3 separate regions of the Mus musculus genome follow, and regions 1 and 2 are each linked to region 3. Evidence: chromatin loops called from intact Hi-C (ENCODE). Cell type or tissue: left cerebral cortex. All regions are shown on one strand. Each heading gives the region's core, and the rest is flanking DNA. Links, peaks and the distances in the headings are about the cores only. Region 1 holds the start of Cldn25-ps (claudin 25, pseudogene). Region 2 overlaps Gm51673 (a long non-coding RNA gene). Region 3 holds the start of Gm32335 (a long non-coding RNA gene).

Region 1 (10,614 bases), core at 1,835-9,834, 150 kb before region 3:
AGGTGTCCGATCCCCTGGAACTGGAGTTATAAACAGTTGTGAACTGCCATGTCGGTGAGACTCAAATCCTGGTTCTCCAAAAGAGCAGCCAGTCGGTCACCTAACCTCTGAGCCATCCCTCCAGCCCTAAGAGAGAGCTTTCAAAGAGAATGAAACGGCATTCGCAATGCTCTGCATCACGTGATCTCCTGCTTTCTCAGTGAAGGACTTCAGGTTCCACTCTGCTTCCTGTCTGCTATGTGACAGAGCAGCTCCTTCCCCACCACCACCACCCACCCCACCCCCACTTTATGAAAATATCTTCTGCAGGCTAAAGAGCTGGCTCAGCATCGAGGAACACTTGTTCCTGCACAGGACCCAGGTTTGATTTACAGCACCCACATGGCAACTCCAACCACCCATAAATTAAGTTCCAGGGGACTCAATGACCTACTGCCTACTTGGGTGTATACATGCATTAGGCAAAACACACACATAAGTCTTTCAGAAGTTTTTTCCTTCTACAAAAGTCACCTCTTTTTTAAAAAAAAGTGAGGGTTTAATGTAGTGAACTTGCACTATGTAGCTGAGAATGACCTTGACCTTCTAAACCTCAGGTCTCTGCCTCCTGAGTGCTAAGATTAGAGGTGATGCAACCACACCCTTTTATGTGGTCCTAGGGATGCAGCCAAAGGCCTGTACTCCAAAGCCTTCTACCTAGCTAAGTTCCCAAGCCCCTACATCACTTAAAGTTCTTCTGCGTATGTGTGTGTCTGTGCACCATGTGTATGCCTGGTGCCTACAGAGGCCAGAGGAATGAATGTTGGGGTCCCCTGGAACTTTGAGCTGGAGATGGTTGGTTGCCCCTATGCAGGTGCTGGAAATTGAATCCAGGCCCTCTGGGAGAGGAGCCGGTGCTCTTAATTGCTGAGTCGTCTCTCTGGTCTTAACATCACTTCTACTAACCAAGATGTATAATTATTAACAAGCTTCAATGGATGTTTAAAATAAATCTTTCGATATAGTTACCTAGAACATAGATAAAATCCCTATAGATACGTTCTGTGTCAAAGTCTATACATATTTTAAATATTTAGTCGCATTTATTCAGATGCATGAGCACATGTATACAAGTCAGTTCTCTCCTTCTACAACGTGAGACCTTGGTCTTGAACTCAGGTTGTCTCACTTGGCTGCAAGCACCTTTATCCACCGAGCGTTTTCACTTGCCCCATATATTTAAAAGTATGAAAGTGTCCTTGGGAAAGATCGTGCCAAGGTGTATTTCCAGAATACCAATTTTGTAACCCCAGAGTCAAGGAGTGATTTTTTTGACTTTATGAAAGTATTTATCAAGCACAGTGACAGCTTAATCTCTAGCTATCGGACTGGCTCATGGGACCCTCCTTCAGAATCCATCCTCACATCTGATCTTGGCCACACCCCTAGGCCCAAACACTGCCAAATTCCTAACACCTGTCTCAGCTGTTGCATTGAAAATTAACACCACCGTTTTCTGCAACTTCCATCCACTCTAACTTCCCAGAAAGTCACCCCAGCTGACCAGTCCCTGAGCTCATTATCCCCTCCTCCAGAGGGCACAACCATGGCCTGTAGCTTCCGTGGGAGAGTCCAGCTTGGAGGTCTGCTCCTCTCTGTCCTTGGCTGGGTGTGCTCCTGTGTCACCACCGTTCTTCCCCAGTGGAAGACTCTCACTCTGGATCTGAATGAAATGGAAACCTGGGTCTCGGGACTCTGGGAGGCATGCGTGAATCAGGAGGAAGCTGGCACTGTATGCAAAGCCTTCGAGTCGTTTTTGTCTCTGCCCCAAGAGCTACAGGTAGCCCGAATTCTCATGGTGGCTTCCCATGGGCTGGGACTATTGGGACTTCTGCTGTCTAGCTGCGGGTTGGAATGCTTCCGGTTTCACAGGCCTGGAGGAGTTTTCAAGACTCGGCTGTGCCTCCTGGGAGGGACTCTGGAAGCATCAGCTTCAGCTACTACCCTCTTTCCAGTCTCCTGGGTGGCCTATGCCACATTTCAAGACTTCTGGGATGACAGCATCCCTGAGATTGTGCCCCGGTGGGAGTTTGGAGACGCCTTGTTCCTGGGCTGGGCTGCTGGGCTTTTCCTAGCTGTGGGTGGACTCCTCCTCATCTTTTCAGCTTGCCTGGAAAATGAAGATGGATCTTCTTCCTGGATGGCTGATGCCACGGCCCCACAAGCCTGTGCTCCAGTAGAGGAAGAATTTGATGGTTCCTTCCATCTCACACCAAGACCGGTGAACCAGGTCATCTAGAGCTACAGTCTGCCTAGGACTCTCTATAATAAAGGAATGCCAGTAGTCTCCTTTCTCTTCCTTGCCCTTCCTAGTTCTGTTGGAAAGGAGTGGCCACTATCATATTTGGCAAAGGTTTGATTATCTTGGTGATCTGCGAACTTCAGTTGAGAATTAAAAGTCAGGACAGTGTCTTACAAACATGTTTATCTCATTTGAAATTTTATTTACATAGAAATCCTTCCAGTTGAAGGTTATGCTTCATGCTTACAATTTCAACACACAGAAGCTGATAGAACTGAGAGTTTAAAGCCAACCTTGCCTATATGGTGAGATCCTGTCTCAAGCTTTGGGGGTGGGGAGGAGGAGATCATGGCTCTCACTTGTAATGCCAATAATTCAGGAAGCTGAGCCAAGAGAACTGCCCTAAATTCAAAGCCAGCCTAGGTTACTTTGTTGAAATAATAATAATAACCCCTCAGTATTATTTAAATACTTAATCACTTTATTATTAAAGAAGTTTTTGGGTTTTGTTTGTTTGTTTGTTTTTGGTTTTTGTTTTTGTTTTTGTTTTTTTTCCGAGACAGGGTTTCTCTGTATAGCCCTGGCTGTCCTGGAACTCACTCTATAGACCAGAACTCAGAAATCCGCCTGTCTCTGCCTCCCAAGTTCTAGGATTAAAGGTGTTCGCCGCCACCACTGCCCGGCAAGGAAGACGTTTTAAGAAGTTGGAGTCACCGGGCAGTGATGGCACACGTCTTTAATCCCAGCACTTGAGAGGCCGAGGCAGTCAGATTTCTGATTTCGAGGCCAGCCTGGTCTACAGAGTGAGTTCTAGGACAGCCAGGGCTACACAGAGAAATCCTGTCTCGAAAAACCAAAAAAAAAAGAAAGAAATTGGAGTCACCAGAAATAATCTGGTGTGAAGAGGCATTGTATGCCTAGCTAGAAATGTTGATGTGTTGGCAAAGGAAAATTAGTTATTGGTCCACAATAGGCTCTAGCATGGACTCTTCAGGTGTGAGATTTGAACCACAAGTCTCTGCTGTTGTTAGGTCCCCAGTGTTCTAGAAGGGCACTGATTTGTTTCTGCTGCATCATGAGGCTGTGAATGGTCCTATGTTTCTTACTGAAGGTAATGGTCTCTGTGAATAGTAAGGTCCCAACCTTTTTGATTTGTCCAGGACTCTGTACTTTGACTACTAAAACTAGCAAATTAACTACCCTGGGACAAGCTGGTTACTCAAGAACAGTTGTGCCTGTTAACCATCCAAGGTAGGCTTGTGTGTGCAAAGAATTCTCAGCTCCACAAAAATGTCTGTTACCACATGAAAAAAAAAAAGCCTATTATAAATGTTTTATTACGGAGGATTTCAGCACTCTTGCTTATCATGTACAAAGTCCTGGATTCCATTTCCAACACTACATAATAGCAGGTGTGGTGGGACATGCTTGTGATCCTAGTACTTGGGAGGTAGGGGCAAGAAGATCAAGGCCAGCCCAGGCCACATAAAACCTTGTCAAACAGAAAGAGGAGGGGAGTAAGGCGGACAGACAGACAGAGACAGAAACACAGAGGAGGTGGAGTAGGGAGAGAGGAACTTTACTGTTATTTTATTATTTAGGGTTGGGGAGGTTCAGTGGTTGGAGCATCTACCTAGCATGTAAGATCTTGGATTTGATCTCCAACGCTGTAGAATAAACACAGTTGCCAAAGCAGCCCAAACCAGCATCCTTTTGTAAAAAGCCTTTTTCCCAGGCTAACAAGATGTTCAGTGACTCAAGACACTTGCCACCAAATTGATGACCTGAGTTTGAACCCCAGAACCCAGACAACAGTAATAGAGAACTGACTCCACAAAACTGTCCTCTAGCCTGTGCTTGTGCACTGTATGAATGTAGCACTCCTCCAACACCATAATGCACAATAGTAATGAAATTAAGAAAAAATGTTTAAAAAAGAATTACGTGTAGTGGTGCATACATACTTTGAACCAATACTCCAGGAGAGGCAGGTGAGTCTCAGTTCAAGGCTAGTCGGGGCTACAGAGACTTTGTCTTTGAAGGAAAAGAGAGAACACTCCTGGCCAAGGAAATAGACTACAAGTACAACTTCTCAACAACTTTCCCCTTCCTATTGAAAGCTGGGTCACTGGGAGTTGAGTTTCTCTGGAAAAGCTCCTTTCTTTAATGTGCACTCATCTGTGAACAAACACAAACATACGTAGCCAAATATCAGGGTGAAAATAATCCTCTGATTATTTTGTGTGCACCAAAGCTTATTTTGTTCTTCTCTGGACAATCATACGACTATTTCTGATGACTAGGTTTTTGTTTTGTTTTTCCAGCTAACCAGACTTTTTCAATAGGCTCGGTGGGCCAAGTGTCAATAAAAAGCGAGGCTCAAATAACCAAGGATTCCCAGTCTGTATACAGAGTGCCTGCTTCATGGGGCCATCACTCACCCATCCAGTTGTTTATTCGCCCATTTAACAAATATTCATAAGCACGGGGAATGCTGGGAAGCATAAGCACATGTTGTGCTGGGAACTAAGGGAAAACCAAGACACATTGTACCCACGGTCCTCATTCAGACCAAGAACACAGACATAAGCAAAACCACTCCAATCAACGCACCACCACACAATTCAAGATGATACAAAGTAAGTGAAGTCCTCAGAGTCACAGCTGGGCACCTCGAAGAAATAAATGGCTGCTGTTGCAAAGGTAAGGGTGGATGGAGTTCCTGACGAAGAAGAGGAGGACAAGGCTGATGATGTAGGATGGAATTAGACCTTGCAGCACCTTCAGGGCCTTCGTAAAGATGCTGTTGCCTTTCTCAGCATCCTACAGGACAGAGAACTCAAGCCCTCCGACTGAAGCAGCATCTTGCCCGGGGCTTAGTTCGAGAGATTTATGTAAGATCTTGAAAGGGTTTTCAGAGCAGAGTACATCTGACTGCTCCCTTTGATAGCGAGGGGGAGCTGAAGCAGCCCACACCTGTGGCAATAAGTAGCTAAGTGAAGCTCTGACCTTACGGGTGCTCTCCTGAACCTCATCTTCTGCTTCACCACACAGACTCAGAAAATCCTCCTCTGCGCAGGTTAGCCTCATCAGGGTTTTTGCAGGCACCTGGCTCACCTGTGCCTGCTGGGGGCTCTTTATCCCCTCATCTCAATCCCATGTTCACAGATGTTGATGGCACTGGTTTCCTATTGCTTTCTCTGTAGAGAAATGGGCACAAGCTAGAGCACTGTTAGGAGAGCACCCTGTCTTCCCAACTCTCCTAGTGCAGGACACGGGGCATGGCTGGTACCGGGCTGCTACTTGACATGTAGTGAAAGGCTGGCATCCACTGAGACACCATTCACCTAAATCGCCAATTTTTACTCACCTGTTGTTTTGAAGACCAAGTGAGGGTTGAAAACAGAACTACTTACATCTTTACATTAATTTTTTTCCTTTAGATTTTTCTATATTATGTGAGTACACTGTAGCTGTCTTCAGACACTCCAGAAGAGGGCATCAGATCCCATTACAGATGGCTGTGAGCCACCATGTCATTGCTGAGAATTGAACTCCATCTCTCCAGGCCCCAACTTACAGTCTTTAAGAAGGACTTTTCTCACAGGCTTTTTTAAAAATTAATTAATTTATTTATTTATTATATGTAAGTACACTGTAGCTGTCTTCAGACACACCAGAAGAGGTCGTCAGATCTCATTACAGATGGGTGTGAGCCACCATGTAGTCACTGGGAATTGAACTCAGGACCTTCAGAAGAACAGTCAGTGCTCTTAACCTCTGAGCCATCTCTCCAGCCCTCTCACAGGCTTCAAAGTTGATCTAATTGGAAACATTTTTTGGCTTAGGGATGTATCTCTGACATTGCTGAGTCCCTAGTCAATCCCCAGTAGGATAGTCCCCCCAAATTAAAAAAAAAAAAAAAAAAAGATGAGGATCCGTGCTTCCTGTCTAGAGCGCTGCTTTGGAACTCTCTACATAGCTGAGCATGGCACGGAGCTTACCAGCCTCCTGGCTCCACCTCCAGTGTTGAGATTTCAGGCATCAGACATGCCAGATTTATGCTGCTGGGGATGGAACTCACGGCTGTCCTGTGCATATGAAGTAAGCACTTTTAGCAACTGCAGAGCCAGGGTGGCCTCAGGACCCGGAAAGCTGAGCTTTTAGAACATCTACATCCACTCTAGCCAAAAAGACAGTAAAGACTTGAAAGTCTGAAAGGGGGTGTCTCATGTGGAGCTCTTTCTAATTGCATCAATGTCTTTCATGTAGCTACTTTTCTAGAGATTCGTAGGGTAACTTCCCCCCACCCTGCTAATGATTTGAAGTGCTGGGGCTTGAACACAGGACCATGAGCCTGCCAGGCAAATGCCTCAACACGAAGCCAAATCACCAAGTCTCCTTTTAGTTTTAATTAATAGGTGTTGGGTTGGTTGGTTGGATTTTGTTGAGACAGGGTTTCCGTGTGGCCCTGGCTGCCATGGAACTCAAGGGATAAAGCTGCTTCTGCTAGATCCTTGGACTTCCATTCACAGCTGCTGCTGACCACTGTTGGGAGTTGGATTGCAGACTGTAAGTCATCATAACAAATTCCCTTACTATATAGAGACAACCCATAAGTTCTGTGACTCTAGAGAACCCTGACTAATACAGACAGAGCAAAGACAGGGCTGAGTGGTTAGGTTCATAACTCTAATTTTGTTACTGTTATAAATCATAATGTAAATATGTGTTTTCTGATGGTGGTCTTAGGTGAGTCTCTTGACCACCCAAAGGCATTAACTCACAGGCTAAGAACTGCTGTGCTAAGTGGAGTTTGGTTCCTAGCACACAATAGGTGGCTCAAGACTCCAGCAGCTCTGGGGCCTCGTCTTCTGTCCTCTTTGGGCACTTGCATACATTACATACACATACATAAGTAAAAACAAACCTTTGGAAAACAAGTCAGGGGGAAGAGAGAGAAAGTTGCTCATCTTTTGTTTTCTCCCGTGACCCTTTTAAATAGAAAGGCTAAAATATAAATTCGATGAAGTCCACTGATTTCCAAAATAGAAAACATGTATTTCAAAAAGGGTCATGCTACATACCAAAGGTAAAACAAATACTTTTATTGCACATTTATAAAACCTGCATAGTTGTATTGTGTTCTTCCCTCCCATGATTGCTCCATTAATCCTTAAAATTTGGTTAAAACATGAGTTTCCAATTAGAAGTTCTTTAAAAAGCAGCTTCTTTCTACATATACACAGATAGATGTTATTTTTTATACAAATTCACATCCCTTATTTTCTTTAAAAAAAAAAAAGGGAGAGAAAGGATCAAAATTCTCTTAGGCCGGGTAGCCTTAGACACCTGCTTCTGATGATTATTAACTATTAAGTGTTCCTTGTGTGGCATCTGTCACACCAGCACAGGGCTGGAAGCCCAGGATGCTTTCTTTTCTTTCACTCAAGACTGAATGTGAGGTTTTCTGGTTTATCTAAAGTATAAACAGACCAAAGGGGGATGCAGCTTTCCCTTGGCGGCTTCATGGCGCAGCCTTATGTGGAAGGAAGGGCTCACCAGCACCTCTTTTCATCACTGGCAAGAGCCAGGCAAGACCCCTACTACCAATCTCTGGTAGCTGAGGACTTTTAAATGTCACCTGAACTTGACAAAATAACTAGAAACTGCTCCCCTGGCTCAGTTCTGATGAGTCACCCTTTTGCTGTCAAAGACTGGTGCCTGAAGGGTAATTTAAAAGTGGCACGAGGTTTAGACAAACCCAAGTGTTATGGGAGATTTACAAAGGCAGTTCAGGTCTTCTAGGATAATTCAAAACCTTAATGCACTGGCTCCTGCCTTCTTCAGTGAAATAGCTCTTGTGGTTCTGTACCTAAAATGTGCAACTTTATCCTTAATCCCTTAAACACACATCACGAGAGGGGGGAGGGTCTGAATCTCGCTCAGACACCCAATCCCTCTGTCCAGGGAAATCTGTCACAACAGACTGCCACATAACAGGCAGGGGACCGGAGACCAGACTGAGTCTTGACTGTCCATGAGCGGCTTATTTCACGGTTACTGTTGAAACTCCTTGAATGGACTCCATGACAGCTGCAAACCGGTTGCAAAGATCATAGGGAGAATTCGGTCGAATAGTTGGAGGCTCCTTTAGGACGATGATTTCTGCAGAAGGATCTAGAAGCCTGGGTAGGAACTCTCCTAAGCACAGCTGCAGATTCTCTGTAGAGGGAAAATGAACTGTCATACACACAGCTAAACAAGGCTATAGCATCCGGGAGGGCCTTCAGGGGCCAACATTCAACTCAACAGCAGGCATCCTGCTGCAGCTAAGAGGAAGATGCCTTTGCAACTCACCCTCCCACACTAGGCAAGAAGCCCACATAGGGCTGCATAACTCAGTCTATGTCCATGTCTGTGTATGTTGGGGAAAGAGTTTGTCATGGCAGCAGTAAAGGGTACTCACTCACTCAAAACCAAACATCTAACCATGACACCATTGCAGTCTTGGTTCAAAACACACAATATACATGAAGTCACTGTCAAACAGTGCCAAGTTTTCCTTTCTTATAGAAACATTACTAACTACAGAAAAGATTTTTTTTGGGGGGGGGGGTTCTCTGTGTAGCCCTGGCTGTCCTGGAACTCACTCTGTAGACCAGGTTGGCCTCTACCTCAGAAATCCGCCTGCCTCTGCCTCCCAAGTGCTGGGATTAAAGGCGTGCGCCACTACCGCCTGGCTAGAAAAGCCTTTCAAACACTTTCTCACCATTATCTGATGCACATGAGCATCAAAGCAGTGTACCTGTGGAGTGAATTGTAATAAGGGGTTTGGTTTTTAAAAACTGCTATTTGGGTTGCTGATTTTTGTTTCATTATTTTATAAAAGGGCATTAAGTGAGCCTTGGCTTGTGATTAGCTCAGAATTTCAATCATTTCTGAAATGGCCCTCAATGTATCTCTAGCATTAAAATTATGTATTTATGTGACATGGTATGCTCATCATTGATATTCATAGAATTAAAATATCAATCAAGTCTGAAAAACCCTGTTTTTCAGATGTTCTAAATTCCGAAGTATCAGATATTTATCGAAGATTTAAGCTTTTATGAAAAGATAAACAACCCATCTCACAATCATGCAAATTTGTTATTTATAAACAGAAAATTTCTCTATAATTTTTTAAAATCTATATCCATTTTGCTATGTGTGAACCTGGGGTGTATCAAGCCTCTTGGCTGAGAATAAGGAGCTGGCTCCGAGAGTAAGACGTCTGCTGCACAAGCTGACCAGTGTTCAGCAGACCGAGCCCAGGGAAAGATGGGAAGAAAGGACTAAGTACACAGAGCTGCCCTCTGAGTGACACACATGAACCCTCTATACACCCAACACCAGTAAACACAAGCAACACTTTTAACTAGCTTGGTGTGCTAGAGCACACCTTTAATCCTAGCACTCAGGAGGCAGAGATACAGGGATCTCTTGAATTCTAGGCCAGTTTGGTCTACATAGTAAGCTTCGGGCCAGCTACGAGCAAAGGTGTGTTTACCAAGTAGCAAAGCTGTTTCGTTATCATGGCTATTCTTAACAAACTATCCTCTTAAATCTTAAGAAATTGGATATGATGCTCTGTACCACACACACACACACACACACACACACAAAATGGTGCTATTGTCTGTCTTTCTTTCTTTCTTCTTCTTTTTTTTTGTTTGTTTGTTTGTTTTTTTTTTTTTTTTTTCGAAACAGGGTTTCTCTGTATAGGCCTGGCTGTCCTGGAACTCACTTTGTAGACCAGGCTGCCTTGAACTCAGAAATCCACCTGCCTCTGCCTCCCGAGTGCTGGGATTAAAGGCGTGTGCCACCACGCCTGGCTTTTTTTGCTTTTTTTTTTTTTTTGCTCTCGCTCTTTAGCATCACTGGTTGTTAGGGGGATTGAAACCCCCTAACATCCCATGGATACAGCATGAAATTTGGGCTCTACTTCTCTCTGCCTCCTTACCTCAGTCAGCAGCTGAAGCCACTCCAGGGTCAGCCAGCTACTCCCAGGAGCTGTGACTACTTGGAACTAAACCCAGGGTACCCTGCTCCCTAGCTACAGTCGGTGCTCTGCAGGAGTGTTAGTTTTTCATTGTTTTCCCATCTACTAAATTATGGGGTTTTATAGTTTATTTATGTAGAGTATGATTATCTGATGGCTCTTTAAACTTTCTTGAGGTTTGAAGTTGCAATATATTTCTGAGTTCGAGGCCAGCCTGGTCTACACAGTGAGTTCCAGGACAGCTAGGGCTACATAGAGAAACCCTGTCTCGAAAAAACAAAACAAAATA
Region 2 (10,614 bases), core at 1,151-9,150, 78 kb before region 3:
GTACTTACGATGATGGTGACCTCTTGCTAGCCAGTCCTCAGGTTGTCCAGCTGCAAAATCCCATGTTAGCATCTGTCTTTGTGGGTGGCCGTTGGCATCTGTTGTCACGGTAAACTCCAAACGGCTGAGTATAAGGAATCCTATTGAGGAGTGTTTGTGGGGTCAAGAGAGAAGGAAGAGATGCAAGACTGAAAAGGAGACATCCAATTGCAAGGTAGGCCTCAGCTGAATGTTTTTAATGTTAGATTAGCCATAAATGAGGAGGAAAACAGAGCTGACCTTTATACCCACTGGAAGTAAGCCACCTTAGGAGAGAATATGACCTTGGAAAAAGTATTATTTAGCCAAGACATATGTACTGGCTAGTTTTGTGTCAACTTGACACAGCTGGAGTTATCACAGAGAAAGGAGCTTCAGTTGAGGAAATGCCTCCATGAGATCCAACTGTAAGGCATTTTCTCAATTAGTGATCAAGGGGGAAAGGCCCCTTGTGGGTGGGACCATCTCAGGGCTGGTAGTCTTGGTTCTATAAGAAAGCAGGCTGAGCAAGCCAGGTGAGGCAATCCAGTAAAGAACATCCCTCCATGGCCTCTGCATCAGCTCCTGCTTCCTGACCTGCTTGAGTTCCAGTCCTGGCTTCCTTGGTGATGAACAGCAGTATGGAGGTGTAAGCCGAATAAACCCTTTCCTCCCCAACTTGTTTCTTGGTCATGATGTTTGTGCAGGAATAGAAACCCTGACTAAGACAACATATATCCTTTAAAAAAACCAACAAGATTATTTTTATTATTATTATTATTATTAGTGTGTGTGTGTCTATGTGTGTTTGTATGCAGGCATATACATGGAGGTTAGAAAACAACCTTCAGGGGCTGGTGAGATGGCTCAGCAGTTAAGAGCACTGACTGCTCTTCCAAAGGTCCTGAGTTCAAATCCCAGCAACCACATGGTGGCTCACAACCACCCATAATGAGATCTGACACCCTCTTCTGGTGTGTCTGAAGACAGCTACAGTGTACTTATGTATAATAATGAATAAATCTAAAGAAAAGAGAAAAGAAAAGAAAACAACTTTTAGAAGTTGATTCTCTCCTTTCACCATGGATTGGTTCCAGGACCCAAAACTCAGCTAGTCAGGCTTGTTCAGCAAGGACTTTTACCCAGTGATGCATTTGGGGTAAACAGTCTTGTCACTGAGCCAACCTTCAGTACATGACGAAAGACCGGAACACCTGGGTAGTATGAGCAAGCAACTTCCACACTGGCCTCCGGGTTGAAGTGCTGGACAGAGCTGAAGTTGTGTGTCATTCGGTTTTCTAGGTGATGTCCCTATCCCCAGGTCTACAGGACAAGGTGATCAACACTCTCATCACCAGAACGAGGGACATAGCTCTGGTTGCTGAGGGGTTCTAGAAGTCCTTTTTGGTTTTGATTTTTAGGACAAAATATTGCTATGTGGCCCAGGCTGACCTCACTTTCAAAGCAATCCCCCTGCCTTAGCCAGTCTCCCAGATACAGATGTTACTGGTCAGTGCTGTGATGTCAGCTTTCCTAACAACATCCTTTAAGAGCAAAGTATGACTCAGGGTGTATACCCTGAGTTCAGGGTCGTCACTTGCCAGATATTGGATGTGAGGCCAACCTGAGATACATGAAGCTCAAGAGAAGGAGAAGAGGGAAAGGAGGAGAAGGAGAGGAGGAAGAAATTAGTTGGGTGTGTGACACATGCCTGGACACTTGAGAGCCTGAGGCAGAAAGATCACTGAGAGACTCTCTGGCAGCCAGCTTAGCCCAGTCAGTGAGCCCAGTCAGTGTTGAAAGACCCTGACTAACAAAAAGAAAAAAGGATAAAAAAATATAAAGAGGAAAAAGTCACAGTGACCTGATGTTGACCTCTGTCACATACTCACAAACACACTTGCACCTACGTGTGTGCATTCACACACACACACACACACACACACAATGGTTTACCCCTGTTACTTCTGAAGTCATGGGATATGGGATGTGTTTGAAACTCCATGGTGACTGTCATGTGTGGCCACATCTGTAAACAAACATGCTCAAAGAAGCAGTCTCACTTGTACACGGACAGAATGAATTCCCATTCAATGATTGATTTCTGTTTTAATGCTTATGAAAATCTTCTTTGGGTATGTCTGCTTCTGTTTTAGATTCTCACTGCACCTTCTCAGCCTCGACACGCTGTAACTCTGAAACAGTGACCCACAATAAGAAGAATGTGGTCAGGTCAGGAACCTGTGCCTCTGGTAAAATTTACAGACAAATCATCAAAGCTGTCGGGGGAGAGAAGAGTGCCCTCTAGTAGGAGTAATGTTCATTTAAAAATAGCTAATTGCATTTCTGCATGACTGGGCTCCTAAAAAAGCTAGTTCTTAGGGTCCTTGGAGACAGTATGGAGTTCCAGTCTCCTCCTGGCTGCCTGCAGAAGACAGTCTCTTCCTGGCTGCCTTCAGATCAAGATGTAAACTCTCGGCTCCTCCAGCACCATGTCAGCCTACAGGTTCTCTATGATCATAATGGACTAAACCTCTGAAACTGTAAGCCATCCCCAAGTGAAGGTTTTTTTATAAGAGTTGCTGGGACCATAGTGTTTCTTCACAGCAATAAAACCCTAAGACACCTGGCATGCATAAAGTCCAGGTTCCACCTCCAGCATCACAAAAAAACAGGCACGATGTCATTCCAGTAACCCCAGCACTTCAGAGCAGAGACAGGAGGATCACGAAGTTCATCCTCACTACATGTGTATTTGTCTCTTGAAGACTCAAACTCTGTACCTCCCCGTGTGTCGTGCTGTACTCTGCAATGGTGCACCTTTCATGGTCTCTGCAGATCTTTTCTCCATCCCTGGTAGTGTTTCTATGTTTCCACTGGACTTCTGGGCTTTTACTGCTAAGGCCTACAGCTCAGATTTTTGCCAGACTTTTCTTTTGGACCAATAAAGCTTTGCCCAGGAGAAATCTGGGAAACCTCTAGGAGTCCTCTCCTTTTGTGATCCTAGACCATGCAGATCCCTTGCACCAGTGGGGTGTGTGGCCGTGTGCATGCCAGGCCCCCTAGTGCAGCTTTCTTGGTCAGACTCCCCTGTAGGCCCAGGATGAAATCCCTCCATTTCATTTCCTGATCTCTATTGTATGAAGTGAAAATTCCTGGTTGTATCATGTGATGTAGATTCATGTGATGTAGATTCATGTGATGTTTTGCTGAGGCAAGACCTATGAGAGGACATGTGATGTTTAGAGAGAGAATAAATAGGACTCAACGTACAGTGATGGGGTGCTTGCATAGCTAGCTATGCAATTCCTTATTGGTCTCAAGCCTTTGCTGATCTTCTTTGAGAGAGACACAGCAGAGAACCCCTGGCGTTGTGGTTGGCCCTGGTCACTCCCGCTGACTCATGCTGATTTGACAGAGGCCTAGTGGTTTCTGCTGCATCTTGCCATCCTTGCTGATTTGTGTTTGGTGGTACTTTTGAACTGGACTGCAGCAACCTGATACTACTGAACTGGACTGCTGGTATCCTGACAAACGGAGATTGGAATCACCCTGTGATGGTTTGTATATTCTTGGACCAGGGAGTGGCACTATCTGGAGGTGTGTCCTTGATGGAATAGGTTTGACCTGGTTGGAATAGGTGTGTTACTGTGGGTGTGGGCTTAAGACTCTCACCCCACTTGCCTGGAAGTCAGTCTTCCACTAGCAGCTTTTGGATGAAGATATAGAACTCTCAACTCTGTCTGTGCCATGCCTGCCTGGATGCTGCCATGCTCCCACCTTGATGGTAATGGACTGAACCTCTGAATCTGTAAGCCAGCCCCAATTAAATGTTGTTTTTTATAAGACTTGCCTTGGTCATGGTGTCTGTTCATAGCAGTAAAACCCTAACTAAGACACACCCCAAAGAACTACTTCTAAATAGGTCCACATCCCCTTGTCCTATCTACCATCTTTTCTCCCCTACCTTTGGATGGTGGGCTAGAAGGGGAGCAGGGTGTTGAAGCATTTGAGAACCTTTATTAAAGTAGGTTTGGAATAAATCTAAGCCTAAAATTATGTGAATGAAATAAATTATTTGTAGCCAGGCCTGGTGGCAGGAAGTTTCTAAGACCTTATAGAATTTGACTTCTCATAACATATGCCAGAATTCAATATGGTTTTAAATCATATTGTTTTTTGTTTGTTTTGAGACAGTATTGCTGTGTAGCCTATACTGGCCTCAAACTCTTGGCAATCCTTCTGTCCCAGAATCCAGGATGATGGGATTACAGACTTATATGCTCAGTTCTGTTTAAAAACTTTTCAGGGGTGAGATCTTATTTATTTCTACTATTGGGAATTCTACTTTTTTTTAAGAAAAAATTTATTTATTTATTTATTTATTTATTTATTTATTTAATGAATGTAAGCACACTGTCACTCTTCAGACACACCAGAAGAGGGCATCAGATCCCATTACAAATGGTTGTGAGCCACCATGTGGTTGCTGGGATTTGAACTCAGGACCTCTGGAAGAACAGTTGGTGCTCTTAACCACTGAGCCATTTCTCAAGCCCAAAAACCTAACTTGGGCTAGTATATTTGTTTGTTTGTTTGGTTGGTTGGTTGTTTTTTTCGAGACAGGGTTTCTCTGTATAGCCCTGGCTGTCCTGGAACTCACTTTGTAGACCAGGCTGGCCTGGAACTCAGAAATCTGCCTGCCTCTGCCTCCCAAGTGCCTGGATTAAAGGCATGCACCACCACAGCCGGGCTTTTTTTTTTTTTTTAAGATTTATTTATTTTAAGTGAGTATACTGTTGCTCTCTTCAGACACACCAGAAGAGGGCATCAGATCCCATTACAGATGGTGTGAGCCACCATGTGGTTGCTGGGAATTGAACTCAGGACCTCTGGAAGAACAGTAGGTGCTCTTAACCTCTGAGCCATCTCTCCAGTCCCTCCTGGAAGCAAATTAAGAGCAAAGTAAGAGTGACACAAACTGAAGAATACATGACGCTCAAATAGTCTGAAAACAGAGCATATAATGAAGTCTAGGGTTGGTGAGATGTCTCATCAGCTATAGGCACTTACCAAGGAGCCCGGCAACCTGGGTCTGATCCCTTGAATCTACATGGTGAAGGAACAGAGCCAGTCCCAGCAGCTTGTCCTGACCATCACATGAACATTATGACACGTGCTCAAACACATGTACACATACACAACAAATAAATATGTAAATGTAATAAACTCAGCAATTTGTTTAATGCTAGGTATGGATTCCCCATAATCCCTGTCTGAGAAGGTGTGCGGAGGAGGATGTGGAGCTCAGAGTCATCCTCCATTATTAAGACCAGCTTGGACAACAAAAACCAAAACAAGCATAATCTAAAGAGGAGTGTGTTCTTACACTTGGGAGCCAGAGGCAGGAGAGTCACCCCAAGTACAAGGTCACACAGGGATGCACAGTGAGACTTTTCCTCAAAAAACAAGATAAGCAGATAGATAGATAGATAGATAGATAGATAGATAGATAGATAGATAGATAGATAGATAGATAGATAATAAACCAAGAATTCAGAATAGGTTGAGTGTAGTTTTGTCACTGCACAGAATTTGCAAACGCGAGCTGAAGGGCCACCACTAGGTGTCACTCTGACTACATCCATTGCCTCAGACTGGCTTCCTGAAAGCTTTTTTTTTGACTCCTTTCCTCAGTCTTTAAGGGCCCTAACTAGAGGTCTGTCACACTCCAGCCATAGTCAGCCCCCTATCATTAGTGCCAAGCCTTCCTCCTGAAGCAATGACAGTGTCAATTTCAGCAATGGCAATGTGGGGGCAAATACAGCTGTTGTGCCTTTTGGAATAATTGCTCCAGGCCATTCGGAGACAGCATTATAATCACAGCGCTTATACAGACTTATACAATATTTCGGTTTCCTATTTTAAGTCCTGTTAGCACTCTGTGTCATGAACTTGTAAATCTATTCATGTGAGTCTGTAATTACCAGCCCACATTTTTTACGATGTGCTTGTGACCCCTTGGAAGGCACCATGCTCTCATCTTACAGCCCTGCTGTGAGTCCTACCTGGACTCAGAACAAAGGGAACTGTCTCAAAACAGAACAGCAAAAACAAACAAACAAAAAGCAAATAAACAAAGTAAATAAATAAATACCAAACCCCCAAGGTCTCAGATAGACGGCACTGGCCCCCAGCTCTCTATGTAGCTGTACATGGCTTTCGGTTCTCAACCCTTCTTCCTCTGCCTCCCAAGTGCTGGGATTAAAGGCCTGTGCCACCACTGCCCTTCGGACCTTTGGCTTATATGAACTCTACCAACTGAGCTATATCTGAGCCTCCTGCCCACCGTTCTACCCAAGATAGGGTCTTGCCTTATATTCTTTGTGTGGCCCAGGCTGGTTTTGAACTTGCTTTATAGAGCTGGCCTCAGACTTTCAATGATCCATCTGCATTTGTCTCCCAAAGGCTAAGATTACAGGTGTGTGCCACCCTGTTTGGCTACAGAGGCCACTTTACTCTGCCTTGTCTGGTTTCCTCCTATCTTCTTCCAGCTTCTCATGGAGCCCATCCATCTTTCAGGCTTTTTTTATTTACCTCATGCGTTCTGAAAGTTTCTCACCTTCAACCTCCACTCAGGTCCCTGGTGCTTTCTTATTGTTCCTCCTCTGATGTTCTGCACCTGCACAGTTCCTCACGCAGTGAGAGGAGGAATCGATAAGTAAATAGAACAGCCTCTAAATTCAGTGTCGGAAGGAGTTACAGAGACAAAGTTTGGAGCTGAGACGAAAGGATGGACCATCTAGAGACTGCCATATCCAGGGATCCATCCCATAATCAACCTCCAAATGCAGACACCATTGCATATGCCAGCAAGATTTTGCTGAAAGGACCCAGATATAGCTGTCTCTTGTGAGACTATGCCAGAGCCTAGCAAACACAGAAGTGGATGCTCACAGTCAGCTATTGGATGGATCACAGGGCCCCCAATGGAGGAGCTAGAGAAAGTACCCAAGGAGCTAAAGAGGTCTGCAACCCTATAGGTGGAACAACAATATGAACTAACCAGTACCCCCAGAGCTTGTGTCTCTAGCTGCATATGTAGCAGAAGATGGCCTAGCGGCCATCATTGGGAAGAGAGGCCCCTTGGTCTTGCAAACTTTATATGCCTCAGTACAGGGGAACGCCAGGGCCAAGAAGTGGGAGCGGGTGGGTAGGAGAGTGGGGGGATGTATGGGGGACTTTTGAGATAGCATTTGAAATGTAAATGAAGAAAATACCTAATTAAAAAAATAAAAAAATAAGAGAGTCATTTGCAGAAAAAAAAATCGGTGTCAAGGCTTGGTCCTGTGACCCTCACACCTGTCTGTGCAGCTCATGCAGGAGGCTTGCCATGAGTTTGAAGAGAGCCTGGACTACAGTCTTAGAACTATTGCTGTGATGAAACACCATGAGCAAAAGCAACTTGGGGAGGAAAGGGTTATTTGGTTTACACTTCCATATCACAGTTCATCAAAGGAAATCAGAATAGGAACTCAAACTGAGCAGGAACCGGGAACCAAGAGGTGATGCAGAAGCCATGGGAGGGTGCCACTTACTGTCTTGTTCTGCATGGCTTTGGTCAGCCTGCTTTTCTTACAGAACCCAGGACCACCAGCCCAAGGATGGCACCACCCATAAGGGGCTGGGCCCTCTCCATCAATTGGTAACTAAGACAATGCTCTCCGGGTTTCCCTACAGTCCAATTTTATGGAGGCATTTTTTCAATTAAGGCTCCCTCCTCCTCTCCGTTGACTCTAACTGTGTCAAGTTGACATCAAACTAACCAAAACAACTACGGGTTCCATAGCGGGTTCCAGGCCAGCCTGGACCTGGGCCACAAAGTGAAACCTTGTCACACAACAACAACAACAACAACAACAACAACAACACTCAAAGAAGAACCTTGAAAGAGGGTGAGGGAGGCCAGTTGGGGGATGAGTCAATGTTGGAGATCGTCCTCTATCACTGTCCTCACGTTTGGAAACACCTAGAGTTCACTGGTTTGTCAAGCATCTGGTCAGGCATCCTCTCTGCTTCTTCAGCGCTGGCATTCCCAGCGAGCACCACCTGCTTGGCTTTTTACATGGGTCCTGATGATTGAGCTCAAGTCTTCATGCTTGCCTGGTGCCTTAGTCACTGTTCTACTGCCGTGAAGAAACACTATGACCATCACAGCTATTATAAGAAAGAACATTTAACTGGGGACTTGCTTATAATTTGGGAAGTTTGGTCCATTATCATTATGGTGGGGAACATGGCAGCATGCAGGCAAGCACTGGAGTAGTAATTGAGAACTAAATCCTGATCTGAAGAGGGAGGGAGGGAAGGAGGGAGGGAGGGAGAGGAGAGGACGGGAGGGGAGGGGAGGGGAGGGGAGGGGAGGGGAGGGGAGGGGAGAGGAGAGGAGAGGAGAGGAGAGGAGAGGAGAGGAGAGGAGAGGAGAGGAGAGGAGAGGAGAGGAGAGGAGAGGAGAGGAGAGAGCTTGGTAAGGGCTTTTGAAACCTCAAAATCACCCCCAGTGACTTACTTTTTCCAATAAGGCCACACCTCCTAATCCTTTTCAAATAGTGCCACTCCCTGATGACTAAGCATTCAACTATACAAGCCTACGGGAGCCATTTTTATTCAAACCATTTCACCTGGCAAGCACTTTGCTGACCAAGTCATCTTTGAACCCCCAACCTCCATGCTATCCCCTTTTAAAACATGATCTTTCTATGTAGCTCTGGTATGTTGTGAACTCAACTACATAGTCCAGTCTGAACTCAAATTCATGACAGTCCTGCCTCACCTTTCCAAATGGGTGGGATTAATGATTTTACCACACTTGGCTCAGCTCCTTCTGTGTCTTAGAATCCATCTTACTCCTAAGGATGTGTAAGACCCTGGACTGTAGGCAATTTCCGGGAAACCAAGAGAGGCAGGATCCATCTGTGCCTGGGCCTATGCCTCTCTACTTCCTTAAGTGTTGCTTGCTTACTGAGCCCAACAAATAGCAGCAGCCTGGCTCAAATCCAAGCCATCCTTCTCCTTGTGCTTTATGAAATAGTGGCAAAAAGATAGCACCTTGGATGTGGTTCTGAGAGAGCTGGGCCCCTCTTAGTATGCCCTTTCTTGAATAAGCTACAATTCCTTTCTGTTCATTTGCTCACTTTTCTCTCCTCCAACCCCTCTGGACATTTACTGATCATTCTTTAGCTCTGGGCTGGAACTACGGAGATAAACAAGACCACCTATTAAATATCCACTGTGTGAAGGTTAGCTTTAATTGTCAACTAAATACAACCTAGAATCACTTGGAAAGGGAGATTCAATGAAGGGTTGCCTATATTGGTTTGACCTATGGGTATGTATGTCTAGGGTCATTGTAGCATAGGCTGGCCTTGAACCACTGTAATCTCTTGCATTGGTATATCAAGAGCTGTGACTACAGGCACAAACCATCATGACTATTATGTTAATGAACTGATTAATTAATAACCAGAAAATATGTATTATTAAACTCAAGTTCCAATCTAGAGGAAAATCAAACCGAGTGTGAGCTTGGATTTGACACGCTGTCTCAGTAGTTAGGTTGATATTTATTTCATGGAGTAATAAAAATTACATATGGGGTGGGGAGCGGCATATAACTCAGTTGGTCAAGGGCTTGCCTAACACACAAATCAGCGGAGTTCAGTCACCAGCACCGGGTGTAGTGGAGCACACCTGTAACTCAGGAAACAGAGTCAAGAGAATCAGGAGTTCAAGGCCATCCTCAGGCCAGCTTAAGCTGTCAAAATAAAATTAATAAGTCAATGAACCACAAGTGGGAAGACAGCACATGCCTATAATCTCAGGGATGCTGAGGCAGGAGATCACTGTGAGGTCAATGCCTATAGGTAAGACACTATCTCCAAAAGCCAAAGAAAAAGCAACAACACAGGAAAGAGATTGCTGGGGTGTGGTGCGGTGGGGTGGGGCGGACTCAGTGGACACTGATTTGGCAAGAGCATTGGTCTCTCCTCCTCCATCCATCCTGACCAGATGTGCTCAGAAACCTTGGTTCTCCTTGAATATGTACATCTGTCAAAATTCCTGTCAATTTCAGCACAACTGCCAAGGGACTGAACAAAGAGAGTTAGCGATTAACTTCAAAGAACTTTGTTGGAGAGGAATAAAGATATTTAAGGCCTATTTTGTGAACTAATTGCATTTGCATATTTATGGGATTTACTGATATAGCAGTAATTAAAAACTATTTAGTAGTCTTAAAGGACACATAACTCAGTCGCCGTTTGCATAATAAACACTTCCTTATTATGTTTGCATAATAAGCCCTCTCCCCCTGCTTCTTCCAGAAGATGTTGGTCCATCTAAAAGGTGCCACATACTGCTTGGAAGTGGAGAAGCATGGTACAGGGGTTTGGCGGCTGTGGAGAGGGCCTTCTGAACGGATATTCTTCTAGACTCTCTTAATGGTGGTGAGCCAGGCCTGAGTTGCTGTTAGAGAATGGCAGACTCAACCTCACTTGACATTTTGGTTTACTTTGCCCCAGTGTTATTTCTTGAGGA
Region 3 (10,614 bases), core at 624-8,623:
TTAGGTCCTGCATCCTGTTTCCAACACCAATTCATCTGAGCAACCCCAGTCTCTTTGTCCCCTAAACTTAGTGCTGAAGACCCAGTCTGTCTCTCTGACTTCCCTATCATGGCTTTAAAGCATGATATCCTAGATCAAGAGAAACCAAGTACCCTCTAACCTTACTTATCAGGGCGTCAAGCCCTGGTTTCCTTACCAGTACTTCTGTGATTACGGCCCCTGGAACTGCTCATTTCCACATTTTTTTTTTCTGATCAAAGAAAAGCAAATTGTCTTGCATAGATGCCTGAGACTTCTGCACTTATTTTATCTAGCCCCTAATGGCTCCCTCTTCAGCTCACCTGTGGGTACTTCCCTAACACTCAGCTTCATCAGCCAATGGGAGCAGGGGATAATAAAATGCTATGATATCTTATTCTCTGTCTGTGACCATTTGTATTCAACTTTGGGGAAAGGTTAGAGGATGGGCTTACCTGTATCTTCCACTGACTGATGCTTCCTGGACCAGGGAACTAGAAGACGGCATGATCTCCATCATGACAAACTAGGAGGTGAATCGCAGTTTGGAGGTCAAGACTGTGTATTTATCAGATGAGAAGAGAGAGGAGGGCTATCTGCGACCCACTGGGGAAATGTTGAAAGGATCTATGTAGGCCAACTATGTTTTTCGAGACAGGGTTTCTCTGTATAGCCCTGGCTGTCCTGGAACTCACTTTGTAGACCAGGCTGGCCTTGAACTCAGAAATCCGCCTGCCTCTGCCTCCCGAGTGCTGGGGTTAAAGGTGTATGCCACCACGCCCAGCTAACTATTCTGGTCTTTAGAGGAAGCTGGGAACAAGCTTTCTCTAAAAGGGAGATATGCTTCAGCACCACGGCTAGCACCCACCGTTTTCTGTGCCTGGGAGACTCTGAGAATGCAAAGCTTTGATTGATGTCTCTGAGAACGTTTACTAGCCAGCACATGATGCTCCTAACCAAAAAGCAGGAGGAAAGCAGAGCTGGGTTAATACCCTTGCGTATAACCTGTCCTGATCACCGGTCCTAGCTGTCAGGCCTTTTAAGACATGCTAAGGAAGGTCCCTAACTACACCACCCACCTAACAGGCATCCAGAGAAAGAACATTACCTCTTAGTCTCAAGAGTGTACAGAAGAGGTTTCATCTGACACTTTATCTTGTCCTTATCTTATTCCTCTCCCTGTCTTGAGTTGTTTGTCACTCAGAGTAAAGGATGATGCCTTTGCAGAGGGGGACTAGACAACAAACCAGGCTAAAGGGACAGCACCTACCCACCAGAAATGTCTCAGAAGAAACCAAACAATTCCATTACCTCCTAAACTATTGCAGGGCAGCCAACAGAGAGACAGTTCAAACACTCAGAATGATACATTCTCACACCCTAAACTTTGCAGTTTCAGTTCATAAAACCATATGGGAGGCTGGGCAGAGGGCAAAGCTCTGGGGCTTTGGGTTTGTCACATTTGAAAGACTCTAGGACTAAAGAAAGGGTTCCCTGGGCTTATCTTTTCTTAGTTGCCTCTTGTCCCAGGATCTCCACTGTACAGAAAGAGCTTCTAGATACTAACTAGCTGCTAGCTCCTAAAGTGAATTGAGATTGAAATCTCATGGCCACCTCTACTCCAAACACATGAACTTTTGAGATGACTTCAGAATTTCACATTTGCCTGTGTGTGGGGGTTGGGGGTGGGGGGATCAGGGTCTTTTAGCAAACCATAGAGTACAGGGTGTGGAGTTGCCTTTGGCTGAGCAAGACTGGGCAAACAGTGGGGACAGTCCCCCTTGCTCAGAATAGGCCTTGCACTTCCTCACCTGGAGCCTAGTTTTAGAGCCAAAAGCTGCCCCACCTACTAGGATTGCCGGGCATAGGCACACACTATCCGAAGGGTCTCATGTCCCAGGCCACAAGGATAGAAAGATGGACAGCCAATGCACCACTGGCCATTAAGTGGGTGGCTATTGACAAAGTGTTCAAACAGAAAGCTAGTAAGACACTCATCAGCCTATCGATTCCCCATCTCCCTCTTCTCACCCTTCATTCCCAATCAATGGGGCGACAGAGCCCAGCACTGAGGCGGCCAATTAACCACCTCAGGAATGAGCTGCCACATGTAACATATTCTGGTCCAACGGCCACATCCGATAGGAGCATTGATCTGGCATATGGGCCGTGCTTCCCAGGGATGGGAAACTGAGGCCCAGTACTGGAGTGCAGCATCTTCTACTTATGAATGCTACCCTTGGACTAGAGGTGTCTCTGTCTGGGGATACCTCCAGGCACTTGCTCCATCCCCGCCTTTCATAACCAAAGCTTAGGCTGAGGCAGTCCAAACAGGCTAGGCTGGGCCTCCAGTCCCCAGTATGCCAATTAAAGAGACAAGTAAAGCCAGGAATGGTGGTTTACACCTTTTTCTCAACACTTGTGAGGCTGAGGCATAAGGATCACTGTTAGTTGAAGGTCAGCCTGGCATACAAAATGAGATCCAGGTCAGCCTTCGCTGCTACAGTGAGATCCTGTTGCCAGAGGGTGGTAAAGTTGAATGGTACAGAGAGAGAGTTATCCGATGTAGCCATATTGGGATAAATCAGATAAAAGGGTACAATGACCCTAAGTTCATGTTTGGGTTACACACATGAGCTTTTAGATTAAGTCAAGGAAGATTGTGGCAAGTGGTTCATACCTCTTGGTATGAATAATTAATCAGTCTTGGTCTAGAGGTGGTCTCCAGAAGTCTTTGCCTTGAGGGGTCAAGGTGGTCAAGAGACAATGGTTTCTACCCTGGAGTTGTCCTTATCTGGGTAGAGGATAGCCTGAAGTAGGAATAAGAAAAGTTAGTCAGAAACTCCTTGAGAAATGATCATTCAGATGCACAGAAGTCAGCCCCGGGCTCTAGGTAAAGAAGAGAGAAGAAGGAAGACAGAACCAGCCTGTCCGTCCTGCTTCCGGTTGGCTGTGAGGCATTGAGGCCTTGTAGCGCACTCCAGCTTCTACTTGCCTGCTTTAGTCTACATGGCCCCACTGCATCTGATTCTGTCCCATACAAAGAGATAGACTGGGGGGTCTCCATGCCCCGACCCATCTTACCTCCCAAGTGCTCCTCAGTCTATCCCCACCTACCCTGCTTTCATCAGCCTCCTCAAACCTCCACCAGAGATAAGTGAGCATGCGCTGCAGCCCCGTGAGCCTCGGTGCTCCGCAAGTCTGCAGCTGATGCTGTTAAGAGATTGCCCCTGGTTGCCAGGAGCGAAGCCGCTTTTGCTCCCGATGTTGGCCACCTGCGCTCGATGGCCTTAAAGGCATGCCCCAGAGTGGACACCTGGCAGCTTTCGGGAGAGCTCGCACAGGGAAGCTGAGCTTAGCAGCCAGTGTTGGAGACAGTGAGCTCTCCCAGCCTAGCTAAGAGGAAAAACTTTCCTGGTTGATGGAGGGGGGAAAGTACAGCCCAGTGTTCGCCAGCCAGATTCTCCTCCCTCCCCCTCCTCCTCCCCCCAGCCTCCGAATCAATACATTCTGAATCTAATCTAATAACAGAGATTTAACGAGGGGATAATGCGCGTGGAGCCGCCAGGCGCTTTGTCTCTTCTTTCAGGAGGCAGCTGGGGCCCATTATCTGGGGACAATGCCCCATGCTAATCACTCCCTCAGCCTCCCTCTGCATGTTTGGGGGAGGGGGGATGCTGGGCAAGAAGGGGCAGCTCTTCTGACTGCACTGGAGGCAGGGAGGATAAAGTCAGACTGGTCCAACCCACCCCACACAACTGTCTTGGCCTAACACCAACTCCTTGGTTTTCTCTAGCCACATGGGGTGCCCTTTGAGGGGTTGAGGATACCCCACCAAGGCATGCACACAACTACCAACTAGGTATCAGCTGGGAGTTAGATTGGTTTTTTTTTTTTCTTTTTCGTCTTTTCATTTTTCTAACATTGTCCTCTATAATTTAAACTATTCCACCGAAGCTTGTGATGGCTAGCCCTGAGTGTCATGGTTAGAGAATAAGAATACCCCATCTTAAAATAGAAGCCTGGCTCTTCAATCTCCTCTCTCTGACTCTTTCTCTGTCTCTGCCCCCCTTCCCCCCCCCCTTCTCTCTGGAAGTTAGACTGGAGAAAGAACTTCCTGGCAAGGCCAATGCTAACAATGATTACTAAATCAGGAGTCTGGAAAGAAGAAACAACCTTGTATGTCCTAGAAGACTTTCAAAAGGAGACCTCCAGCTCTGTAGCTTGGAAGGGGGCTGCTAGGGAGGACTGATCTGCTTCAGTTCACTATTGGAGCTTTGAGGAGGAGGGAGTCCAGAGCTATACATGGGCATCCTACTGCTTTCTGAAACATGTTTACTGTTGTGGAGTGTCAGACTCCAAGTATAAAATCTGTTCCTACCCTGGGTCTCCTTGTGTATCCACCTACTCATCTGTAAAGTGGGGCCCACATAGTTCCTACATCTTAGGTATTAGGGGTCCCGATATCCCAGTGAAGAAATGTTCAGAGAATCTACAAGGCTCTCGTAGAGACATCTAGCGCCGTGCTGGCCCTTCTTGGTCAGCTCAGGGAACCATTCAGGATTGATCCTAGTAAGTGGTGGCTGGGGACCTTTGTTTTGCTTACCCCTGTTAAGGGCAGGCTGAATCAAAGAGCTAGGCACTGATCTTAAAGCCACGAGCTAAAGAGCCTGCCTGTGCCATGCTGTATCCAGACACCGGTGTCCTTTCTGCCCCACCCTTATCTCTCACACTCACCCCATCCCCTCCACCCCAGCTGCTGCTGCTTCTTCTTCTTCTCCTCCTTCTCCTCCTCCTCCTCCTCCTTCTTCTTCTCCTTCTCCTCCTCCTCCTCCTCCTCCCTTTCCTCCTCCTCCTCCTCCTCCTCCTTCTTCTTTTTGGTTTTGGTTTTTTCGAGACAGGGTTTCTCTGTGTAGCCCTGGCTGTCCTGGAACTCACTTTGTAGACCAGGCTGGTCTCGAACTCAGAAATCCGCCTGCCTCTGCCTCCCCCAGCTTCTTAACAGAATTCTTCTATAAAACTTGAGCCTCCGGTTTTCTGCTCTGCCAGTGTGAGAGCTGTGGGCATTCTAGGATCACAGTCTGAGCCTGGCCAGGTCTCCCACGCAGCCCTAACCCCCTGTGTCCCTCTGTAGGAGCACCAGATCCACAGAAGAAAGAGCTTTGTGAGCATGACACTTGGGACTACAGGAACTCTGGAACTCACTTCTCCCAGCTAGAAAAACTCCCCCCACTAAAGAAACATAAAACAAGACGCCAATGTGTGGCCAAGACATTTACAACCTGACTTCTAGATTCTGTCCACCAGGTGGCAGCAAAGCCCAGAAGTTTTATGGCAAGTCAGGCACAAAGCCTCTTATTGCCCCTTTCCTGCTGTGCCTTCCAAATAAGCCTTCCTATGCCTCATCAGTGGTGTCTGCAGCCCCTTTCCTTCAAGGACAGCCCTGTCGTTTGGGCCAGCAATAAGGACAGCCCTCCTGAGCTCCAGGTATGGAGGCAAATGCAGCTCCACCACACAGCTGTGCCCACACTGAGCCCTAGGCTCTGAGGCTGTGCCTGTGCTCTGGCGGGATCACATGCTCACCCTCTCCTGCACAAAGTTGACTCCTCTAGCTCTCCCCCTTTCTGCACGTGTGATGAAGATGTGGTGTGGAACACTCTCGCCCAAAGCTCTCTCAACACAAGTCCTCAGAGGACTTTGTTTCTCTCTTCTGCCCAACCTCAACCCATGCTATGTAAACTTGGAACCACTCTTCACCATCCTGGGGAAAGAAGGGCCAAAGAGGACTACTGGACACAAGTACTAGGAACAGATCAGACAGGTGGACAGGCAGGGTAAGTGCCTGGGGGACACTGATTTACCCCAGGCTTGGCTCAGGAAGGACAGGAACACATGGCTGTCTGAGCAGGACTTTCAGGGATCTACTCCTTTAGGTATCAGGACAACATATACAATGTCCACACCATGGCTACAATGCTGCCCCCCTCTCCCCATGCTCACTAATCCTGCCCCCACCCCGTTCCCACTCCACCTTGGCCTAATGCACTTGCCTTGTGGTCAGTCCTTGTGAACTGCAGTTCTCTCCCCCCACCCCCCAGAAGCCACATCTGTGGTGATGGTTTTGAATATTAATTGACTGATTAGAACATCCATGAGTGTGGAGATTTGGCATGTTGCAGATCCGGAGCTAAAATTACCATGACTATCTTTAGTGCCCATTAATAGCCATTGATCACCCATGTCTGTATCTAGCCTGACATCCTTTTGATTATCAGTTAAAATGTCTGGAGGAGAACTTTAACCTAACATACCCTGAGTGAGGGTTGGGACTGAAAAATGCCCTTAAGGTCCCTCAATTCAGGTCCTCCCGTGTAGGGTTAATGGGTTCTACTTCTGCTCTACCACAGGGTACAGCCACTTAAGGAGGCTCAGGAAGTTGACAGGGTTTACTCCACAAAGTCGCAGAGTGGGTGTTGGGCTGTAGGGAAGTCGGAGACACTTTTCTGGGAGTGGAGCCCAGTCTGAGGTCCTGGGGACAGCCAGAGATGGCTGGCTGGTTCTCAGGCTCTTGGACACCCAGGTGTCGTTGGGACCTGTAGAAGAGCTGAGAATGGAGTGGGGGCCCATGGCTTGGATCTAGCCAGGGGCTGAGGAGGAAAAGAGGGGGGCTCCAGCTGGTCCTACAGGGAGAAAGTCCTTGGCTTGGTGGTGGTGGACTTGAGCTTGGTGGCCGTGGCTTGGGGGCACAGAGATGCCTTCTACAGGAGATTAGACAGCAGCTCTATAGGCAAAGGCCTTCTCCATGGCTCCCCACAACAGATCCTGATGAAAAGAGGCAGTCCATGGTTTTAAGATATTTATTGTCATGTTGGAAAGTGGATGAGTAAAACCATACCCCACTTCTCAGATTGGGGCTGAGGTTAAATACCGTTTGCAGGGAGGAGTGTCTGGGAAGGAAAGCTTCTTGGCTAAGCCTCTGGGTCTCATTAAAATAGAGATCTGTCTTGGGGCTATGCGACCACAGGTCATGTCCTCTACCTGTGGAGGGGCTTGGAGCATTGCTTTTAGGTGACTGAAAGCCACAGATCTATGAAGGACTGTGGCCAGTGACAGCAGCCTGGTGGCGGGAATCAGGAGAAATGTCTACCATCTCTTTAGGGTCACTGGGGTTTCTAGCCTTAGCTCAACCAGGAACCAGGCTGCCTTTTACCATCCTACAGTCGGGTATAGATGAAAGTGCTTTAACTATTGAGCCCCCTTTCTAGCCCCAACACACTGTCTAGGTTTTCCCTTTGTGTGTGTGTGTGTGTGTGTGTGTGTCTGTGTGTGTGTCTGTGTGTGTCTGTGTGTGTGTGTGTGTGTGTGTATGTGTGTCTGTGTGTGTGTGTGTCTGTGTGTGTGTGTGTGTGTCTGTGTGTGTGTGTGTGTGTGTCTGTGTGTGTGTGTGTGTGTGTGTGTGCCACACACGTGTGTGTATGCAGAGGCCAAGGATCAACAATGGGTATCTTCCTTAGGCTCTCCTTGCACTTGGATCTCACTGATTTGGCTAGGCTACTGGCCAGCAGGGCCCAAGGATTGTCCCCCCCTCCCCCCACTCCCCACCCTGTCTCTGCCTTCCTCCAGCCTTAGGATTACAGGTACATCCCCCTGCCCCCACCAGCATTTTGTGAGTGCCAGGATCTGAACTCAGGTCCTTATACTTGCAAACACTTTACAGACTGTGACGTCTTCCCGGCCTCTCTCACACAAACCACCACGGCTCACACTGATCACCTAGAATCTGCTTATCTTGAGAAGTCTCTGCTCAGGAATGTCCTTCTGCCTCACAGTGCGCGTCACACTCACAGGCCTTAGAGGTCAGGAGCAGACACCCTAACCAGGGGCATAATTCCTACCCTGAGATCTTGGCCAATCTCCCATGTGCCTCCATCTTCCAGTCTGTGAAAATCAACATAACAAAGCACCTACCTTACTAGTCTGCTGTGAGGGTTTAGCAGATGATTAAATTTCATTCATTGGCTATTCTTGCTTTTTTTGTAAATCTAGCTGTCTCTAACCCAGGAAAGTTGTGAAGTGGGGCATCCTAGACACACTGAGTTAATACTGAAAGAGAAATCATGCTTTGTATCAGGCAACATGTGCGATATGTTCACTTTATAAATACAATTCAGCTCTAGAACCTCAAAGAAGGGGCCAAGAAAGCAGACAGGAGGCCAGGATACAACCATGGCAAGCAACAGGACCAGGCCCATTTTTCCCATTTCCTCCCAACCCCAGGACAGCCCATCCTCTTGAGTGGAGCTTTAAGATGGTGCCAGGGCTTCCAGAGCTAGACATTCCAGAATGGGGCTTAGAACTGAGGGCCCTGCAGGCCTCTGAGATACCAGGAACCACCTAGTCCAGCTTCTCTGTCCAGAACAGTGGGTGCAAGAGATGGTACGGTGGCTTCAACAAGATCACCCAGCCCAGAACCAGGGAATGGAATGGTGCCTTTCCCTCCTGATATTTCCATAGGGGTTCAGGCTCCATGTGTCCCCCACCCTTTCCTCTTGATTGATGTGTTCATGCCCCTTCCTTTGCTCCTAAGACCTACTCTCGGTGATGAACTTCAAACCCACCAGCCACCAGGCTTACAATTCTCCCAGGAGTCACTGCACTGTGCTATAGCGGGGTCTGTATCTGCCCAAATCGTGAGCTCACACTGCATGGGTGACACTGTTTACCCAGAGAGGTCTGCAGAGCAGAGCACTCTGCCTAGCACAGGATGGTGGCTCAATAATTGTTCAGTTAACAAAGGAAGTGGTGGGGTGGTTCCTACTGGAGCTCTTTTCTTTCTTTCTCTCTTTCTTTCTTTCTTTCTTTCTTTCTTTCTTTCTTTCTTTCTTTCTTTCTTTGTCTCTCTTTTTCTCTTTCTTTCTTTGTCTCTCTCTCTTTCTTTCTTTCCCTCCCTCCCTCCCTCCCTCCCTCCCTCCCTCCCTCCCTCTCTCTCTCTCTCTCTCTCTTTCTTTCTTTCTTTCTTTCTTTCGGTTTTCCAGACAGGGTTTCTCTGTGTAGCCCTGGATGTCCTAGAACTCACTTTGTAGACCATGCTGGCCTCGAACTCAGAAATCTGCCTGCTTCTGCCTCCTGAGTGCTGGGATTAAAGGCATGCACTACCACCACCCAGCTTGGAGCTCTTTTCTTATGATGACCATAAAGCCAGTGCTTTCCTGTCCTGGAAAAAAGTCACTGTGCATGCAGCAAGCCATTAAGTGGGGTCATCTGGGGCAAGTGAAGTACACCTGCTGCCTTGGGCTCTCTTCAGCCCTTTTATCAGCTATAGCCCCAGAGGCAAGAGAGTCTTTGGGTTCTCCACCTGTCTCTCCTCCCCTAGTCAAAAGAAGTCAGGCTGGTGGCTGGGGAAAGGAATGTCCTGCTTTGCCCAATGAATGGTCATGTCTTTCCTCCTGACATAGCCTGAGGAGTTAGAAGGCTTTCCTATGTGTGTGTGGGGTGGGGTGGGGTTGGAGGAGGTCATAGGTCAAATGACTCAGCAGAACTCATAGGAGACTGGCAACTCCTAGACCTTAGGAAGGAGGGACTGACTCTAGAACAGTCCCTGTTGAGCTGCTTGGGGGCGACCATTCACAGAACGGGCAAGCCTCCTCTATCTTCTCTGAGAGGTGATCTCCAAGGTGGATTGGGGTATGATAGGTGTGGTTTGAAGTGGGCACTGCCAGCTGAGAGAATCTCGCTGGGGAGCTGATAGTTGACCCAGAAGGGTTGAGCGACAAGAACACCTTCAATAAACTGTTGTCTTACTATGTGGGACATGATGGCACACGCCTTCAACATCCGCACTTGGGGGGCAGAGGCAGGCAGATTCCTACAAGTTAAGGCCAGTCTGTCTATATAGTGAGTCCTAGGACAACCAGAGTTACATAGTGAGACATTGTTTGTATTGTTCTTAAAACTATTCTTACAACAATATTCTTACTACCTTTGCACACAAGGAATCTGTAAGCTCCCCAGAAAATAAATTTGTTTTTCTGAGCCTCCTAACAGATCCTTGGGGCTTCCCAGATTAAGAGTGGAACAAAAATCACCCTGTATCCAGGAAGAGACAAGTAGCCCCCTCCCACCGGACCTCTGGTCCTGGATGTCAGAAATGGTAAGACGTGAAGATCTGCTGAGGTGTGTGCTATGCTGGGACTCAGGCTCTGCGTCACTGTCCTGGCATCTAATGCTCCAGCTTTACAGGTGGCTGTGTTGGCTCAGACAGGCTGTCCACCGCAGGGCAGAAGGTGCACTTCCCTGGAAATCCTGACACAAAGCCTTACAAAATCTGCATATGAAAAAAACCCCATCAGATGGCTTAGCAGGGATCCTTGCTCTACAAGGCTGATAACCTGAGTTCTATGTACTCACCCGAGTGCCAGCGGGCATGTGTGTGTGTGTGTGTGTGTGTGTGTGTGTGTGTGTGTGTGTGTATACAAGGGTACATCCCAAGTGCTAAAGATAAATCCGATGGCCACAGGCATGGAGGCACTCTATAGTGTGTGAATGTCACCTGGGCTCCTTACCATACTTAAACACATCCCTGTGTGGCACTGAATA

Evidence for each region. Hi-C counts contacts between places; a loop is a spot of excess contacts. Peaks named below come from ENCODE experiments on the same cell type or tissue, not always from the same donor. Only the 100,000 strongest peaks of a DNase experiment are listed, where the experiment ranks them.
Region 1: a loop joins it to region 3, with 3 times the contacts of the local background. A loop is called at or near these places in 3 of 42 quality-filtered maps.
Region 2: a loop joins it to region 3, with 4 times the contacts of the local background. A loop is called at or near these places in 15 of 42 quality-filtered maps.

The regions. Positions count from the first base shown.
Region 1 is chr9:49,039,266-49,049,879 of GRCm38, reverse strand. Usp28 (ubiquitin specific peptidase 28) reads right to left here. Exons shown (of 25, transcript NM_001359739.1): 25 at 7,363-8,506. The coding sequence ends at 8,331. Cldn25-ps (claudin 25, pseudogene) reads left to right here and starts at 1,538. Exons shown (of 1, transcript NM_001384265.1): 1 at 1,538-2,323. The coding sequence starts at 1,586. The coding sequence ends at 2,278. In left cerebral cortex, for the core only: a CTCF peak has its summit at 5,751 (motif pointing right); a DNase peak (open chromatin) is centred at 6,288.
Region 2 is chr9:48,967,765-48,978,378 of GRCm38, reverse strand. It overlaps Gm51673 (a long non-coding RNA gene), which reads left to right. Exons shown (of 3, transcript XR_003948157.1): 3 at 2,175-3,861. Among named protein-coding and RNA genes, the nearest start is that of Htr3b, 8.1 kb to the right of the region's middle. In left cerebral cortex, for the core only: CTCF peaks have their summits at 4,554 and 5,639 (motif pointing right); a DNase peak (open chromatin) is centred at 5,649.
Region 3 is chr9:48,889,014-48,899,627 of GRCm38, reverse strand. It overlaps Gm32335 (a long non-coding RNA gene), which reads right to left and starts at 3,398. Exons shown (of 3, transcript XR_379368.2): 1 at 3,136-3,398; 2 at 474-2,828. It overlaps Htr3a (5-hydroxytryptamine (serotonin) receptor 3A), which reads left to right. Exons shown (of 9, transcript NM_001099644.1): 9 at 1-415. In left cerebral cortex, for the core only: a CTCF peak has its summit at 5,326 (motif pointing right); DNase peaks (open chromatin) are centred at 3,231, 3,613 and 5,336.